2 separate regions of the Homo sapiens genome follow, and region 1 is linked to region 2. Evidence: read pairs that join two places in POLR2A ChIA-PET (ENCODE). Cell type or tissue: PC-3. All regions are shown on one strand. Links, peaks and the distances in the headings refer to the core of each region. The heading gives the core; the rest is flanking DNA. Region 1 overlaps LOC105379168 (a long non-coding RNA gene). Region 2 overlaps LOC105379168 (a long non-coding RNA gene).

The links. ChIA-PET counts read pairs that join two places held together with the same protein. Peaks named below come from ENCODE experiments on the same cell type or tissue, not always from the same donor. Only the 100,000 strongest peaks of a DNase experiment are listed, where the experiment ranks them.
Region 1: POLR2A ChIA-PET joins it to region 2 with 12 read pairs; 2 of 35 experiments call an interaction of 5 or more read pairs at or near these places.

The regions. Positions count from the first base shown.
Region 1 is chr5:128,785,959-128,796,024 of GRCh38, forward strand. All of the region lies in intron 4 of LOC105379168 (a long non-coding RNA gene), which reads left to right. Among named protein-coding and RNA genes, the nearest start is that of SLC27A6, 170 kb to the right of the region's middle. In PC-3, for the core only: no CTCF peak of the experiment used is centred there; no DNase peak of the experiment used is centred there; H3K27me3 peaks cover 493 bases.
Region 2 is chr5:128,730,408-128,740,473 of GRCh38, forward strand. All of the region lies in intron 4 of LOC105379168 (a long non-coding RNA gene), which reads left to right. Among named protein-coding and RNA genes, the nearest start is that of FBN2, 200 kb to the left of the region's middle. In PC-3, for the core only: no CTCF peak of the experiment used is centred there; a DNase peak (open chromatin) is centred at 6,234; H3K4me3 peaks cover 744 bases; H3K27ac peaks cover 2,117 bases.

The DNA of each region.
Region 1 (10,066 bases), core at 3,903-6,402, 54 kb after region 2:
GTGTTAATTCTTGAGAAAGCAATCACCAAAGTCAATGTAACTCAATCAAAATTTTAACAGGATTTTTCATGTACAATGACAAGCTCATTTTTAAGTTTATATGAAAAAATGCATAAAATAATCAAAAAATTCTGAAAAGAAACAATTACTCCAGGTATCAATGTTACAATTTTCTCTGAGTACTTCTATATTCTATGAGTCACGAACAGGTGCTATCTATGTATTACTTGTGTAATTTAACAAATGTTCCAGCTGGGCCTGGTGGCTCACGCCTGTAATCCCAGCCCTTTGGGAGCCTGAGGTGGGTGGATCACCTGAGGCCGGGAGTTCAAGACCATCCTGGCCAACATGGTGAAACCCCATCTCTACTAAAAATACAAAATTAGCCAGGTGTGGTGGTGGGCACCTGTAATCCCAGCTACTTGGGAGGCTGAGGCAGGAGAATCACTTGAACCCAGGAGGCAGAGGTTGCAGTGAGCTGAGATCACACCACTACACTCTAGCCTGGGCAATAGAGTGAGACTCTGTCTCAAAAAAAAGAAAGAAAAAGAAAAAGAAAACAAATATTCAAAATAAAGAGAAAAATCTAAGAAATCTAAGAAAGGAGCATGAAGATTTGGAGTATGAGAATGATATTTTAATCAGGAGTGGAAGATAAGCAACCCTGTGGTTAGAAAATAAAAATCAAACTAAGAGGGTGGAAAAGTTGGTTTGCTAGACAAAGATGAAGGTGCCAGTTTGAAGGCTGTCATGTATGGTGGGAGGTGAGGGAAGTACTAATAAGTTATAATTTGATGAAATGAACAATGTCTGGGATGGTGTGGCAGAAATAGCTGGAGAGAAAGATGATGTAAGGGAAGCTGTTTAATGCATACATCATTGAACATATATACTAACCATTACCTAAAAAATCATTCCTAAAAAATGAGGCAAGGTAAGGACTGTGGGAGGTATGGGGAACAAAGAAAGGGGGAAAAAACTGAGTACACTGTTACTTAGGAATATTATTTTGGTTTGTCAAATTCTTCATTTGGGTATGTGGGAAGGAAGTTCATTTTTAGTTTTCTTTTTTTACATTTAAAATTTTGAGATAATTATAGATTCACATGAAGTTATAAGAAATAATATAGAGGGATCCTGTATTAGTCTGTTCTCATGCTGCTAATAAAGACACACCTGAGACTGGGTAATTTATAAAGAAAAAGAGATTTAATGGACTTATAGTTCCACGTGGCGGGGGAGGCCTCAGAAGGTGAAGGAAGAGCAAAGGCATGTCTTACATGGCAGCAGTCAAGAGAGTGTGTGCAGGGGAACTGCCCTTTATAAAACCATCAGATCTCTTGAGATTTATTCACTATCATGAGAACTGCACAGGAAAAACTCATCCCCATGATTCAATTACCTCCCACCAGTTCCCTCTCATGACATGTGAGGATTATGGGAGCTACAATTCAAGATCAGATTTTGGTGGGGACACAGCCAAACCATATCAGATCCCATTTAACCATGACTTAGTTTCCACCAATATTAACATTTCGTGAAACTACAGTATAATATTGCAACCAGAATATTGATATCGATACAATCAAGACACAGAACATCTCCATTGCCACAAGGATCCCTCATTTTGCCTTTTTACAGCCACACCCCCTTCTTCCTGCATCCAGCTCTCCTTAACTCTTTAAAATCACTAATTTCTTCTTTATTTCTGTAATTTTTTTATTTTAAGGATGTTATATAAGTGAAACCATTCAGTATGTGTGACCTTTTGGAAATGGCTTTTTTCACTTTGCCTAATTCTGATATTCATCCAGGTTATTGTGCGTACCAATAGTTTGTTCCTTTTTATTGCAGAGGAGCATTGTATGTTATGTAGTATGTCTTCCTTTGTTTTTCCCTAGAGGCTTAATAGTTTTACACTTTACATTTCAATCCAAGTGTATGATCCAGTGCTAGTTAATTTTTGTATAAGGTATATGACTTAGGTCAACGTTGTGGGTGGTTTTTTTCTTTTTTTTTTTCCCCATTGACCATGGATGCCCATTTTCTCCAGCTTCATTTGTTGAAAAAAATGTCTTTCCTTCATGGAACTGAATTTTGCATCATTGCCAAAAATCAGTTGGGCATGTTTGTGTGGATCTATTTCTAGGTTCTCTATTATATTCCACTGATTTTACGTTTATTCCTCTGCCAAATACCAGTCTTAATTACTATAGCTACTTAATGAGCCTTGAAGTCAGGTAGATTGATTTCTATGACTGTCCTTTTTATTTCATAACTAACTCTTCTAGTTATTTTGCCTTTCTATATAAATTTTAGAATAAACTTATCTATACAGTTGTACCCTGAACAATGTGGAGGTTGGGGGACTGAGCCCTCATGCAGTCGAAAATTCATGACTCCCCAAAAACTTAACCACTGAGTAGGCTACTATTGACCAGAAGCCTTCCTGATAACATAAACAGTCTATTACAATATATTTTGTACGTTATATGAATTATATACTGTATTTTTTTTTCTGAGACAGAATCTCACTCTGTCACCCAGGCTGGAGTGCAATGGTGTGATCTTGGCTCACTGCAACCTCCACCTCCGGGTTCAAGTGATTCTCCTGCCTCAGCCTCCTGAGTAGCTGGGATTACAGGCGCCCACCATCGTGCCTGACTAATTTTGTATTTTTTGCAGAGATGGGTTCACCATGTTGGCCAGGCTGGTCTTGAACTCCTGACCTCATGTGATCCACCCACCTTGGCCTCCCAAAGTGCTGGGATTACAGATGTGAGCCACACTCAGCCTATACTGTATTCTTACAATAAAATCATCTAGAGAAAATAAAATGTTATTAAGAAAATCATAATGAAGAGAAAGTATATTTACTATTTATTAAGTGGAGGTGGAACATCATCGAGGTCTTCATCCTCATCCTCTTCATGTTGAGTTGACTGAGGAGGAGAAAAAGGAAGAGGAGGAGTTAGTTTTGCTGTGTTAGGGTGGCAGAAGTGGAAGATAATCTGTGGATAAGTGGACCTGTCTTGTTCAAACTTCTGTTCAAGAGGCAACTGTGTATACAAAATTATTGTTGGGATTTGGATAGGAAATGAATTAAAGCTGCATATTAATTTAGTAAGAATTGACATCTTTAATATGTTTAACTTCCAATCCGTGAACACAATATGTTTTTCCATTTATGTAGATATTCTTTGATTTATGAACATTTTGTGTTTTCATCATACAAGTATGGTACATGTTTTGTTAGATTAACACCTATGGTTGGGAGATATCTTGAGACTTTCTATATAGTTAATCATGTCATTATTGTTTATTTGAGTTTTTTTATGTTTTCAAATGTATGCACTTAGTGCTACAAATTTCCATTCAGCACTGCTTTTGCTGTGTCCCACAATTTTTGATGTATTGTATTTTCATTTTCATTCAATTCAATCTATATTTCATTCTTCTGATACTCCCTCTTTCACTCATAGATTATTTAGAAGTGTCTTTTTAGTTTCCAAGTGTTTGGAGATCTTCCTGTTATCTTTTTGTTAACTCATTTCTAATTTGATTATATTGTGGTTGAATAATATATGTATGATTCCGATGCCTTTAAATGTACTGAGGTTTGTTTTGTGGCCGAGGATATAGTTTTCTTGGAATATGTACTGTGGGCTCTTGAAAGGAATGAGCATTCTGCTGTTGAGTGGAGTGGTCTCTAAGTGTTGATTAGATCCTGTTGGATAATGGTGTTATTGAGTTCTTACATATTCTTGCCAATTTTCTGTCTAGTTATTCTATCTGTTGACAGAATAGTGTTAAACTCTCCAATTCTAATTATGGATTTACTTATGTCTCCTTTCAGTTCTATCATATTTTGTTTTGTATAACTTGCAGTTCTGTTGTTTAGTGCACACACTTCTGTTGATTGTTTATTCAGTTTGGTATCTCTCTGGTTCTTGGTATGATGAATGATTTTTTTATTGAAAGCTGGACGAGTATGGTGGCTCATACCTATAATCCCAGCACTCTGGGAGGCCAAGGCAACTGGGTCACTTGAGGTCGGGAGTTTGAGACCAGCATGGCCAACGTGGTGAAACCCCATGTCTACTAAAAATACGGTGGCACGTGCCTGTAGTCCCAGCTACTTGGGAGGTTAAGGTTTGAGAGTCACTTGAACCCAGGAGGCAGAGGTTGCAGTGAGCCAAGATGGCATCACTGCACTTCAGCCTGGGTGACGGAGTGAGACTCCATCTCAAAAAAAAAAAAAGAAACCTGGAGGCCGGGTGCAGTGGCTCACGCCTGTAATCCCAGCACTTTGGGAGGCCGAGGCGGGCAGATCACGAGGTCAAGAGATAGAAACCATCTTGGCCAACATGGTGAAACCCCGTCTCTACTAAAAATACAAAAATTAGCTGGTTGTGGTAGCACATGCCTATAATCCTAGCTACTCAGGAGGCTGAGGCAGGAGAATTGCTTGAACCTGGGAGGCGGAGGTTGCAGTGAGCCTAGATCGCGCCACTGCACTCCAGCCTGGGGGACAGAGCAAGACTCCATGTCAGAAAAAAAAAAAAAAAGGAAAGAAACCTGGATATTTTGGGTATGATGCTGTGAAACTCTGGATCTTATTTAAACCTCCTGGTTTAGCTGGCTATTTCTGATATGGCTCCTATTTAAACCTTCTGGTTTAGCTGGGTGTTTATGATATGGCTCCAGCAGGGGATGTGAAATGGGATATCCCACGTCATCACTGCCAGATGGGAGTAGAATTCCAGGTTCCTATTGGTCTCAGTTAACACCTAAGGTGGGAGATTCCTCATTTCCACTGTGCAGACATGGGCGTTGCAACTCCCCATAGGCATCCACCAATACCTCCTAAGCTGAGAGGAGAAGGGGCATCCTTAGGGGTCATTCCTGCTACTACTCACTTGGCTGCCACTGACACCACAGGGTTGGGGTGCAGCCTGGTGGTGATGAAAATTCCAACTTTCCATTCAGCCTTCTCTGAATAGAAAGGGGAGGGGAAAATGGGGATGGGACACCTTGTTATATCTTGAAGAGGGTGGAAGTCTAAACTTTCTAAACAGCCTTTCTTGATGTTGGTAGGAATGAAATTGTGGCTTTATTTTTTATTTTATTTGTTGTGGATTTTTATCCATCTTGCTCGGCTACCTATTTCCTGGCCCTTTGGATAGAGAAGCAAGCTTTCCTTGGGGCTTTTTATTGTCTGCACTCATTGGTGTTTCCAGGTTAACATCTTGTTCAGCTCCTAGTCTTGGATATACGAGGCCACTGTGTCATTCTTTGAGTCCTGGCCTGTCTTCCTCTCTCCATGTTTCAGAGTCTTCTTAATGTGGTTTGTAATATAATGTCCAGGAATTTTAGTTTACTTAGTAGGTGAGATCAGGAAAAAGTAGGGCTTTTTGAAGGAAGCTGGCCCCTATTAATGATCCTTCCTCTGGGAGAAAGGGCTGGTTATGACCTGGCCCCTGATAAACCTCTCCACAAGCTTCTTGCCACAATTACTTCACCCATGTCTGACTAACAACAACCTGTTTAACCCCAAGCATCTTCTAGGAAGAGACCATACATCATACCAGACTCTTTAGTGGTTTTGTGCTTTGACCAAATACGCTAAGAACAAATATCTAGAGTTAGACCACCCAAGATATTTTCACTTCTGTGGTTAACCATCTTTGAATTCAGGTTTCTTTGGGTGAAAAGGTATTCATATTCTGAATGTCAGTGTTTTATGTTCTTATCAACATGTCAATGCTACAGACATTGGACTCCCACTACATGTACCTGGGAAATTTGTACCCCGACAATACCATTCTAACTTTAACTAAATTGAACAATTTCCCTGTTTTCACCGTGGTTCTAATTATTTCCACTGACTTTTATTTATTGGGAATACATAAAAAAGTGTTTTGGGTATACGATAGTCAGTTGGATGCCTTGCATTTCAAAATCTAGGAAAGGAACTGACCAGAAAGAAGGCTGCACCACGGTGGAAAAATTCCTCTGTCTATAATTTACAGTGACTTAGTGAGTCTTTATAGAGCTCCATTCCTGCTTGGTTCCAGATGAATTGTAGTTCTCTGTGAACCAAGAAACATATATAATTTATAGTCTGTTTTGGTTTGCTTTGATAAAGAATATGTTATCTTCATTCTTAAGAAAATATAGGCTGCATAGCCTGATGCAATTGTTTATGGAGGCAATAAACTTTGTTTCAGTCCTTACCTTACACAATCTGCTTTCCTAACTGTGTATGGAAACTGATGTTCATCTATTCAAACTACCTTAAAGGGGATTGTGGCAATCTTGTTGGAATTAAGTTAGCTTTAATTAAACAAAAGAAGAAATACTATCGTGTTTTTGCCTTAACTGACATATTTTTATTCTAATTCTGTTCTTTTAAAGACATGTACTTAACTATTTTATTGAGTAATAAATGACCATATTTGAAAGAGTTAAATGTTAATATACAACTTATAACAATAAAAGTACCCCATCTCAAGTCTCACTTCTCAGGCTGCTACTTCCAACACTTTTAATTTGAATTTTCAGAGTTAATAGAATTCTGAAACTTTTCTCAAAATAGTGAAACACAGTAGGTTATCAGTGAGTTTCATTCCCCGCCACCACCATGACATCTCTCCTGGAGCCCAACCATTCTTGTCCTGGGACATCCCTTCCAATCACCCTGGAAGTCTGTTCTTTAATCCATATCCCCTGAAGGCTGAATCTTCTTTCTTGGTTTACAAACTTTATTTTAGCAGTCCACATGCTCCAGTAGCTCAGCAAGAGTTCATATGAGGTACAGTTATTTTTTTATATACTTTAGTCTTCCTGAGTATCTTGGTTTAGGTTAGAAATAATTTTCTCTCATAATTTCAAAGGCATCTTTCTTGTCAGCACCTTAAATAGTACCTGGTTCAGAGCAAGCACTCAGTAAATCATTGTTGAATGAATTATTTTCTAGCTTACAGTGTTGCTGTTTTGAAAAGTGCAATTCCATATGCCATTTTAATGACTGCTCTTTTATATTACCCTGTTTTTCTGTCTGGGAACTTAGCATCTCCTCTTCATCTCAAGATATTTGATATTTCAGAATGATTTGCATGAGTATAGATTTAAAAAATTATTCTGCTATGCATCAGTGGGCCTTTTTATACAGTGATCTAGGGTGTTTTATTATGGAAAATTAATATTTGTATTCATTCCCTTTTTGTTATTACCTTTCCTTTAGTCTCCCTTTCTAAATTTTCTAATAGTAAACTATGGAATTTCTTGAATAGATTCTAAAATTTTTTATTCCTTTTCTCATACTTTCTATCACTTTGACATTTATTTCATCTTTCTGAGCAGTATCTTCCCCTTTATTTTTTAACGCTCTGTTTCACTTTTAAAATACCCTCATCACTTTATGTCAGTTAGGTGGTTGGTTACATGAGTCAAAAATTCTGGAACAACTTCTGGTCTGGGAATATACATTTGGGAATTGTCCACTTAGGTGGAATTTAAAGCCACGAGACTAAATAAGATCACCAAGAGAGTGAGTAGAAGATAAGGAGAAAAAAAGTCCAAGGACAAAGACCAAGGCATTTAAACTTTTTAGAGTTCAGATCAATGAGTAAGAAATGATAGGGAAAAGAACAGTGACAGAAGGAGAAGGAAACACATGAGTGTGTGATATCCATTTTCTGTGACAAATGCCACTCATCGGTCAAATGAGATGAGCACTGAGAAGTGACTACTGGCTTTAGCAACAAAGAGGTCATTGGGTCATTGGTGTTCTTTTAAAAAATGCCATTTAAATAGAACAATGAGGGCAAAAGCCTGAGTGCAGCATGATCAGGAATGAGCAGGGAAATGGGTATTATAGCAGAGGTTGCAGTCGACTCATTTTGCCATGTAGTAAAGCAGAAATGAAGCTACGGGGGCTGGAATACAGTGTGGTGTATACAGATGTTTTTCTGGAAGACTGGCTAAACAAATGCTTCCCAGAGAATGGCAGTACCTAGCAAAAACTGTGAAAACAAAGTGACTTCCAGGTATGAAGAGCTTTAAGAGATGAGACATAGCATAAGATTTATGTAATGTGAAGTTTTCATAAAAAAATACAATATTGATTATAATGATTGTACCTAAATTCATAAAGTTTGCTGTGAGGCAAGCTCATGCAAAACAGAAAGTGAATTTTGATATCTCAACTTCTGATGTGTTTCTCATTAAACTCAACTACTATTAATCAATATTTAATTATCCTGACTTTTCACTCAGGATATAATCCACAATTTTCTGATACAAAGTGCTTTCAGGTGTTGAAAGGGCAGTTCCTTAGTTGATAAACCCTTATCTTGAATGTGACTGAGTGCAGTTCTTAAGTGTGTGAGCCACTTACTCCTGTAATAATCTGTCTCAAGCTGCTTTCTTTAGCTCTTTCAACATTTGACCTTAATTATTCAAGATCAGCAACAGAAGAGGCTACTCATTTTCTTAGGAATATGCATACCCAGATTGTCATGATTTCTTTCTTTCTTTCTGAGGAAGAACCTTTACTGAGATTTTATAACATTTTATTTGAACTGGAAGAAACTGCTTATTAAAAGAGCCAAAATTTTCTCCTGTGGAAAACTTTAGGGCCTAAAGTCAACATAGCAGAAGCATTTTTTTTTATTTTTTAATTTTTTTATTATACTTTAAGTTCTAGGGTACCTGTGCACAATGTGCAGGTTTGTTACATATGTATACATGTGTCATGTTGGTGTGCTGCACCCATTAACTCATCATTTACATTAGGTATATCTCCTAATGCTTTCCCTCCCCCCTCCCTCCACCCCCAACCCCATGGCAGGCCCTGGTGTGTGATGTTCCCCTTCCTGTGTCCAAGTGTTCTCATTGTTCAATTCCCACCTATGAGTGAGAACATGCGGTGTTTCGTTTTTTGTTCTTGTGACAGTTTGCTGAGAATTATGGTTTCCAGCTTCATCCATGTCCCTACAAAGGACATGAACTTATCCTTTTTTATGGCTGCATAGTATTCCATGGTGTATATATGCCTCATTTTCTTAATCTAGTCTATCATTGATGGACATATGGGTTGATTCCAAGTCTTCGCTATTGTGAATAGTGCCACAATAAACATATGCGTGTATGTGCCTTTATAGCAGCATGATTTATAATCCTTTGGGTATATACCCAGTAATGGGATGGCTGGGTCAAATGGTATTTCTAGTTCTAGATCCTTGAGGAATTGCCACACTGTCTTCCACAATGGTTGAACTAGTTTACAGTCCCACCAACAGTGTAAAAGTGTTCCTATTTCTCCACATCCTTTCCAGCACCTGTTGTTTCCTGACTTTTTAATGATTGCTATTCTAACTGGTGTGATATGGTATCTCACTGTGGTTTTGATTTGCATTTCTCTGATGGCCAGTGATGATGAACATTTTTTCATGTGCCTGTTGGCTGCATAAATATCTTCTTTTGAGATGTGTCTGTTCATATCCTTCGCCCACTTTTTGATGGGATTGTTTGTTTTTTTTTCTTGTAAATTTGTTTGAGTTCATTGTAGATTCTGGATATTAGGCCTTTGTCAGATGAGTAGATTGCAAAAATTTTCTCCCATTCTGTAGGTTGCCTGTTCACTCTGATGGCAGTTTCTTTTGCTGTGCAGAAGCTCTTTAGTTAATTAGATCCCATTTGTCAATTTTGGCTTTTGTTGCCATTGCTTTTGGTGTTTTAGACATGAAGTCCTTGCCCATGCCTATGTCCTGAATGGTATTGCCTAGATTTTCTTCTAGGGTTTTTAAGGTTTTAGGTCTAACATTTAAGTCTTTAATCCATCTTGAATTAATTTTTGTATAAGGTGTAAGGAAGGGATCCAGTTTCAGCTTTCTACATATGACTAGCCAGTTTTCCCAGCACCATTTATTAAATAGGGAATCCTTTCCCCATTTCTTGTCCATGCTCATGGATAGGAAGAATCAATATTGTGAAAATGGCCACACTGCCCAAGGTAATTTATAGATTCAATGCCATCCCCATCAAGCTACCAATGACTTTC
Region 2 (10,066 bases), core at 5,123-7,622:
CACAAAGAAATGAAAAACATTCCATGCTCATGGATAGGAAGAATCAATATCATGGAAATGGCCATACTGCCCAAATTAATTTATAGATTCAATGCTATTCCCATCAAACTACCATTGACATTCTTCACAGAATTAGAAAAAACTACTTTGAAATTCATATGGAACCAAAAAAGAGGCTGTATAGCCAAGACAATTCTAAGCAAAAAGAACAAAGCTGGAGGCATCATGCTACCTGACTTCAAACTATACTATAAGGCTACAGTAACCAAAACAGCATGGTACTGGTACCAAAACAGATATATAGACCAATGGAACAGAACAGAGGCCTCAGAAATAATGCCACACATCTGCAACCATCTGATCTTTGACAAACCTGACAAAAACAAGCAATATGGAAAGGACTCCCTATTTTTAATAAATGGTGCTGGGAAAATTGGACATAGGCAGAAAACTTAAACTGGATGCCTTCTTTACACCTCATACAAAAATTAACTCAAGATGGACTTAAAGACTTAAATATAAAACCCCAAATCATAAAAACCGTAGAAAAAAACCTAGGCAATACCATTCAGGATACAGGCATGGGCAAAGATTTTATGAAGAAATTGCCAAAAGCAATTGCAACAAAAGCTAAAATTGACAAATTGGATCTAATTAAAGAGCTTCTGCACAGCAAAAGAAACTATCATCAGAATGAAAAGGCAACCTACAGAATGGGAGAAAATTTTTGCAATCTACCCATCTGACAAAGGTCTATTATCCAGAATTTACAAGGTACTTAAGCAAATTTACCAGAAAAAAAACAAACAACACCATCAAAAAGTGGGCAAAGGATATAAACAGACACTTTTCGATATCAACAATTTTATGCAACTATTTTTAAAAACCTGTGCCTCAGGATAAGAATGTTTCTAATGTACTTGAACTTGAGTGAGGACACCTGCCCAACAATTTCCTCTTAAAGAAGTGGCTGGAGCTAAAGGCATAGTCAAGGTTAATACTCCTTTTTCTTTATCCGAACTCTCCCAAATCAGTTAGCGTTTAGGCTCTTTTTCATCAAATATGAAAATCCAGCCCAGTTCATGGCCCGTTTGGCAACAACCCTTAGACACTTTACAGCCCTAGACCCTGAAGGGTCAGAAGGCCGTCTTATTCTCAATATGCATTTTATTACCCAATCTGCTCTCAACATTAAATAAAGGTCCAAAAATTAAATTCTGGCCCTCAAACCCCACAACAGGACTTAATTAACCTCGACTTCAAGATGTGCAATAATAGAGAAGAGTTGCAATTACTTGTCTCTGCTGTGAGAGAAACCCCAGCCACATCTCCAGCACAAAAGAACTTCAAAATGCCTAAACCACAGCGGTCAGGTGTTCCTTCAGGACTTCCTCCCCCAGGATCTTGCTTCAAGTGCCAGAAATCTGGCCACTGGGCCAAGGGATGCCTGCAGCCCAGGATTCCTCCTAAGCCATGTCCCATCTGTGTGGGATCCCACTGGAAATTGGACTGTCCAACTGGCCCAAGGCTCTGACTCCTTCCCAGATCTTCTCGGCTTAGCGGCTGAAGACTGACTCTGCCTGATTGCTTCGGAATCCTCCTGGACCATCACAGACGCTTTGGGTAACTCTTAACAGTGGAGGATAAGTCCATCCCCTTCTTAATCAATATGGAACCTACCCACTCCAAATTACCTTCTTTTCCAGGGGCTGTTTCCCTTGCCTCCATAACTGTTGTGTGTATTGATGGCCAGGCTTCTAAACCTCTTAAAACTCCCCAACTCTGGTGCCAACTTGGACAGTATTCTTTTATGCACTCCTTTTTAGTTATCCCCACCTGCCCAGTTCCCTTATTAGGCTGAGACATTTTAACTAAATTATCTGCTTCCCTGACTATTCCTAGGCTACAGCCACACCTCATTGCTGCCCTTTTCCCCAGTTCAAAGCCTCCTTCACATCCTCCCCTTGTATCTCCCCACCTTAATCCACAAGTATAGGACACCTCTACTCCCTCCTTGGCAACCAATCGTGCACCCCTTACCATCCCATTAAAACCTAATCACCCTTACCACGCTCGACATCGCCAATATCCCACCCTATAGCACGCTTTAAAAGAATTAAAGCCTGTTATCACTCGCCTGTTACAGCATGGCCTTTTAAAGCCTATAAACCCTCCTTACAATTCCCCCATTTCACCTGTCCTAAAACCAGACAAGCCTTACAGGTTAGTTCAGGATCTGCGCCTTATCAACCAAATTGTTTTGCCTATCCACCCCATGGTGCCAAACCCATATACTGTCCTATCCTCAATACCTCCCTCCACAGCCCATTATTCTGTTCTAGATAAACCTAGCTGACCCCGTAAATCCTTTCGCCATTCCCCTTTCCATTCCTTAAAAAACAGTCCTAAAAGCTGCTCCCACACTAGCTCTCCCTAACTCATCCCAACCTTTTTCATTACACACAGCCAAAGTGCAGGGCTGTCTGGTCGGAATTCTTACCAGCCCTGTGGCCTTTCTGTCCAAACAACTTGACCTTACACTTTTAGCCTAGCCCTCATGTCTGTGTGTGGCAGCTGCCGGTGCTTTAATACTTTTAGAGGCCCTCAAAATCACAAACTATGCTCAACTCACTCTGTACAGTTCTCATAACTTCCAAAATCTATTTTCTTCCTCACACCTGACGCATATACTTTCTGCTCCCCGGCTCCTTCAGCTATACTCACTCTTTGTTGAGTCTACCACAATTACCATTGTTCCTGGCCCGGACTTCAATCTGGTCTCCCACATTATTCCGGATACCATACCTGACCCCCATGACTATATGTCTCTGATCCACCTGACATTCACTCCATTTCCCCATATTTCCTTCTTTCCTGTTCCTCACCCTAATCACACTTGGTTTATTGATGGCAGTTCCACCAGGCCTAATTGCCACTCACCAGCAAAGACAGGCTATGCTATAGTACCTTCCACATGTATCACTGAGGCTACTGCTCTGCCCCCTCCTCCACTACCTCTCAGCAAGCTGAACTCATTGCCTTAACTCGGGCCTTCACTCTTGCAAAGAGACTACATGTCAATATTTATACTGACTCTAAATATGCCTTCTATATCCTGCACCAGTATGCTGTTAATATGGGCAAAAAGAGGTTTCCTCATTACACAAGTGTCCTCCATCATTAAAGCCTCTTTAATGAAAACTCTTCTCAAGGCCACTTCCAAAGGAAGCTGGAGTCATTCACTGTAAAGGCCATCAAAAGGCATCAGATCCCATCACTCAGGGCAATGCTTATGCTGGTAAGGTAGCTAAAAAGCAGCTAGCGTTCCAACTTCTGTCCCTCACAGCCAGTTTTTCTCCTTCTCATTGGTCACTCCCACCTACTTTCCCACTGAAACTTCCACCTATCAATCTCTTCCCACACAAGGCAAATGGTTCTTGGACCAATGAAAATATCTCCTTCCAGCCTCACAGGCCCATTCTGTTCTGTCGATATTTCGTAACCTCTTCCATGTAGGTTACAAGCCGCTAGCCCGTCTCTTAGCACCTCTCATTTCCTTTCCATCATGGAAATCTATTCTTAAGGAAATCACTTCTCGGTGTTCCATCTGCTATTCTACTACTTCTCCAGGGATTGTTCAGGCCCTCTCGCTTCCCTACACATCAAGCTCAGGGATTTGCCTCTGCCAAGGACTGACAAATTGACTTTACTCACATGCCCCAAGTCCGGAAACTAAAATATCTCTTGGTCTGGGTAGACACTTTCACTGGATGGTTAGAGGCCTTTCCCACAGGGTCTGAGAAGGCCACCACGATCATTTCTTCCGTTCTGTCAGACATAATTCCTTGGTTTGGCCTTCCCACCTCTATACAGTCCAATAATAGACTGGCCTTTACTAGTCAAATCACACAAGCAATTTCTCAGGCTCTTGGTATTCAGTGGAACCTTCATACCCCTTACCGTCCTCAATCTTCAGGAAAAGTAAAACAGACTAATGGTCTTTTAAAGGTACACCTCACCAAGCTCAGCCTCCAACTTAAAAAGGACTGGACAGTACTTTTACCACTTGCCCTTCTCAGAATTCGGGCCTGTCCTCGGATTGCTACAGGGTACAGCCCATTTGAGCTCATGTATGGACACTCCTTTTTATTAGGCCCCACTCTCATTCCAGACACCAGCCCAACTTGAACTGCACCCCAAAAACTTGTCATCCCTACTATCTTCTGTCCAGTCATACTCCTATTCACCATTCAAAACTACTCATAAATACCCTGCCCTTGTTTACACTGCTGGTTTACACTTTCCTTCAAACCATCATAACTGATATCTCCTGGTTTTACCTAAAACCGCCACCCTTAAGTCTCTCTTAAAGTGGACAGATAATCTTTGCTGACAGGGTACACTCCAATACTTTCACGCTGGTGAAGTCCTATTCTTAACTTTTATACTCACTCTTATTCTTGTTCCTGTTCTTATGCCATCCTCTACCTCTCCCCAGCTATCTCCACCACACTATCAATCTCTCTCACTCTCTCCTAGCCATTTCTAATACTTCTTTAATAAACAATTTGGCTTTGCATTTCTCTTTTCTCCAAAATCGCCGAGGCCTCAACTTACTCACTGCAAACAAAACAAAACAAAACAAAACAAAACAAAAAAACAAAAAAACACTGTATATTTTTAAATGAAGAGTGTTGTTTTTCTGCTATATGACAACATAAAAGAACTCAAGGATAGAGCCCAAAAACTCACCAACCAAGCAAATAATTATGCTGAACCCCCTTGGGCACTCTCTAATTGGATGTCCTAGATCCTCCCAATTCTTAGTCCTTCAATACCTGTTTTTCTCCTTCTCTTATTTGGACCTTGTGTCTTCCGTTTAGTTTCTCAATTCATAAAAAACCACATCCAGGCCATCACCAATCATTCTGTACAACAAATGATCCTTCTAATAACCCCACAATATCACCCCTTACCCCAAAATCTTTCTTTAGTTTAATCTCTCCCACTCTAGGTTCCCATGCTGCCCCTAATCCCACTCGAAGCAGCCCTGAGAAACATCGCCCATTATCTCTCCATACCACCCCCCAAAATTTTCACTGCCCCAACACTTCAATGGTATTTTATGTTATTTTTCTTATTAATATAAGAAGACAGGAATGTCAGGCCTCTGAGTCCAAGCTAAGCCATCATATCCCCTGTGACCTGCACGTACACATCCAGATGGCCTGAAGCAAGTGAAGAATCACAAAAGAAGTGAAAATGGCTGGTTCCTGCCTTAACTGATGACAATCCACCATTGTGATTTGTTCCTGCCCCACCTTAACTGAGCCATTACCTTGTGAAATTCCTTCTCCTGGCTCAGAACCTCCCCCATTGAGCATCTTGTGACCCCCGCCCCTGCCACTAAGAGAAAAACCCTGTTTGACTGTAATTTTCCACCACCCACCCAAATCCTATAAAATGGCCCCACCCCATCTCCCTTTGTTGACTCACTTTTTGGACTCAGCCCGCCTGCACCCAGGTGATTAAAAAGCTTTATTGCTCACACAAAGCCTGTTTGGTGGTCTCTTCACATGGTCGCACGTGAAAACATCCTTGGCTATGTTGAAGAATGTAAAAAGTACATGCTGAGTTAGTTCACACCACATATTTGTCTACTTCAAAATTTGCAAAGGTAGAGTCCTAACGCTTCATGTGGTCAGCCAGAAAGGAGCAGTGATGGAAAGAAAACCAGAGTATATTTTAGCTGTATGAGCCAATCTGCTTAATCCCACTGAGCTGTACCTAATTAGGTCACTTGCTTCTAGTTCCCATGTAGAAAATAAGAATATACTCCACATATTATACTGACATTAAACCATATTTTAAAATTTCAGTTGAGTGTCCACTTTTGAAATAAAGGAGAATGGAGGACAATTTGCTTCTATTCAGCATTGTAACTCAGTTCAGAGACTTAAGAGTTCTTTTAACTCAATATGGTTAAATTTAATTCTTTTTCAAAATTCCTTAAAGAGTAGAAAAAAAGAAAATAGCAAACAAATAATTAAAATAAAAGCATTGTTGCCAGACTGGAAGCTCAATATAATTCTATTTTTCTTTGGAGTTCAGCTTGCTGAGGGGATAGTCTTTATTCACATTCCACACAAGCAACCATCATCCACACCCACTTTCTTTTTAAAGGAAAACATTTACTTTTGTGACTTGGTCATAATGAAATACAAAGGACCTCTTTGTGTGTGAAAATGAAACTGGGTGTGAGCCTTTTAAGGAAAAATTAAAGAAGGATGTGTATGTAGGGGGTGAAATTCCCAAGTCTTGCTGAGTTGATCCTGCCTACCTCCTACTTAGAAACCAGGCTGTTCTGTATGGCAAGGCCCAGATGTTGTGTGTCAGGGAGCAAAACAGCACCTCCAGTGGATCACCGCCAAGTCATTCCAACAAAGCCAGGCTCAGACTGCTCACTGCACCAAGTTACAGTGCCTGGCACAGAGGCACAGAGAGAATCTCAGCCAGGCAACATCTAATAGATGCTTTCTACAAGGCTGACTCATATCTTCCTGAAATTGGGGGGTCATATTTAGATTCCCAAAGAGAACAAGAGCTTGAAGTTAAGAGTAAGGAAGATGGGGAAACCTAATTGAAGTGACTTAATGTGACCTGGGGGAAGTTTGGACAGAATTGGTGCTTTTGTGAATGCAGTATTTCAGGAGGGCAAAACAAACGTTGCAAATATATAAAAAGAAACAGCACCTTCAAGGCAACTTCCAGAATTGGAGACTCTAGGAATTGATCTCTAGCAACTCCTCTACACTCCTCCTGATCCCACCATTTTCTCAAACTTTTGCCTTCTCTTTGCCGTCCTCAGTTACTCCCAGCCCATCAGGTCTTTCTTTGCAGCCCATAGATATTTGTGGTCAAGCTTATCCTGAAACCAACCTTCATTTCCTCCCATTGTCCTCTAACTTATACTATTGTCCTTCTTTCCACTGGAAAATTTCTTAAACAGGTGGTCTGTGCTGTGCCTCCATGTGTTCTGAAGTCACTACAGTCCCAGTGCTATGTGCTATGAAAATTCACCAAATAACTCCTTATGCATAAACTTCACAGATCTTTTCTCAGCCTGAGACCTCTTGTCCTCTCTGAAGCAATTGATACTATGCATCTCACATCTGTGTTCTGATGATCAATCCTCTCTTATCCTCTTCTAGTTTTTTAGATACTGTGATCACAGTTTATCTCATCTCTCTTTAGATGCTGCTTATCTGTTCCTTTTGTTATCATCTTTTTTTTCTTTTTTCTAATATTCACTCTATCATCTCTCTGCGGGGTCTCTCATGACTGCCAGATTAATCTTTGATTAGGCCACACATCCCATGTCCACCCTGGCCTTCCCTTCTTCTATCTTGGACCACCATTCTCATCAATCAGCCACAGTAATTATTTGAAAGATTTAATCATATAATGTCACCTCTCCACTCAAAACCCTTCAGTGGCTTCCTATCTCAGGCAGAGTCAAAGCCAAATTCCTTACAATCCCAGTAAGATCCTGTGTGATCTGGCCCAGGCTATGTCCCTGAGCTGAGGCCTCTGCCTCTGGCTCACCATCACTGCACTCACCCCTTCAAGGCCTACCTGAGGGCTTCTGCAGCTCTGCTTCCTCTCCCTAGAAGGATTTTCCCTGTGGTTATTGAGAAGGCTTGAGCACAAAATTTAAAACAGATGCCTATCACTCCCTATCCACATTTTCTTCTTTATTTGCTCCAAAAGATTTATAATTATCTAATATTTTTTCTTATTTATTATTATTTTTTAGAGTCAGGATCTTGCTCTGCCACCCAGGCTGTAGTGCAATGGTGCAATAATGGGGCACTGCAGCTTGAGCTCCCAGACTCAAGTGATCCTCCCACCTCAGCCTCCCAAATACCTGGGACTACAAGGGTGAACCACACTGTGCCCGGCTCTCATATTTTTTATTTATTTACTTTTATCCCCCAACTGGAATAAAAGTTACATGAGGATAGAAACTTTTGAGTGCTTTGTTAATGGCCAAATCCCCAGTGCCTATCACAGTGCTTGGCATATAGTAGGTGCCCAATAAGTATTTGTTGAATGAATGAATATTAAAATTAATGTGGAAAATCAACAACCATATATATGGATCTATTTTCTGGCTCTCTATTTTGCTTCACTGATCTATCCTTAAGCCAACACCACACTGTCCTGTATATAATAGTTGTATAGTAAGTCATGAAATCATGACTTTCATGTAAGTCTTTCAACTTTATCCTTCTTTTTCAAGATTGTTTTGGCTTTTCCAGTGCCTTTGTCTTTCAATATAAATTTTATAATCAGCTCGTCAATTTCTTTTAAAAAGTTGTCTAGGATGTTGCTTGAAATTACATTGATATAGATCTCTATCTATAGCTAGAACCCACTGCACACCCACTGGAATGGCTAAAGGTTAAAACCTGACAATACTAAGTGTTGATAACAATGTTAGGCTATTGGAACTTTTACATATTGCTGGAAGAATGCAAAATTGCACAACTACTTTTGAAACCATCAGGACAGTATATTATGAAGTTATACAAGCACTTACCATGTGGCCCAGCAGTCTCACTCCAAGGTATTCAATCCCCCAAAATAAAAACATGTTTCATACACAGGCTTGTATGAAAGTGTTCATAGGAACATTATTGAGAAATAGCCTCAAACTAGAAATAACCCAAATGTCTATCAAAACATAAATGGATAAGCAAGTTAAATAACACCATCCACTTTGATACAATGCATGAAAAGTGAGTGATAACAAGGAGCAAAATATTAATATACTTAACAGCATGGATGAATCTTAGAAGCATTATGTTAAGGAAAAGGAGCCAAATATGAGATACCGCATATTGTATGATTTGATTTACATAATATCTCCACAAAACAGAAATATGTAGAAATAGAAAGATTCGTGGGTGCTTGGGGCAGAGAGTGGGATGAATGGGATGCATAGTAAATGAGCCTAGAGGATCTTACTGGGGTGATGAAAGTATTCAACAACTTATTTATGGTAGTGGTTGCACAACTCAGTATATTTATTAAAATCATTGAATACACTTAAAATGGGTGAATTTTATGATATATAAAATATGCCACAATAAAGTTACAAAAAACATGCTAACTGATAGATAGCAAGCATAATAGTACTGCATCCTGCATGATTCCATTTATATAAAATTCTAGAAAAAACTGAACTGTAGTGACAGAAGGCCCATCAGTAGATGCCTGGGGCTGGAGTTTGGGGAACTGGCTCGACTGCAAAGGGGCACAAGCAATGTTTTTTGTGTGAGGTATTCTATTTTACATCTTATTTTGCTGGTGGTTACATGGCCTGTATACTACTACCCAAATTCACCAAACTGTGCATTTAAATTGGTGAGTTTTATTGTGTCCAAATTTTACCACGAAACAGGCCAAATAATACTTGTATGTAGTTAATTCTGCAATTTTGTTTCAATTATTCTTAGTTAACATTTTTTCTACATTTAAAAATTGCACGTTCTGAAGTTCTTAGTGCTTCTTTAAGATGTATTTAATTCACTTGACCCTAATTGTTCAGATAAGATCACAGAGTAAGGGAAATTACTGGAGATTCTCAATCACTTTTAAATTATAAACGTCCCTGAAATTGTCAAAAGAGGAAAACAAAAAAACATATAAAGCTTTCTTAAGCAAATGGCAAGATTCAAAAATACTCCAAAGTTTAGTACACATTTTGGCATATCTTGCCTCTCTTCCCATTGAAGGAAAAAATATTAGAAAAGAGCAGTAAAATCTAATTTGAACTTCAAAAACGACACAAATATCTATCAGTAGGAAACTGGAAAGATACACTGTGATAGATTCATACAATAGAGTACTACTCAGCAGGAAAAAGGGATGAATTATTAATACAATATCAATTACAGAAGCATTTTGAGTGAAAAAAGCCAAATAAAATGTATAAATATAATATGATTTTATTTATATCAAGTTCAAGAACATGCAAAAATGAATCTATGGAGATATAATT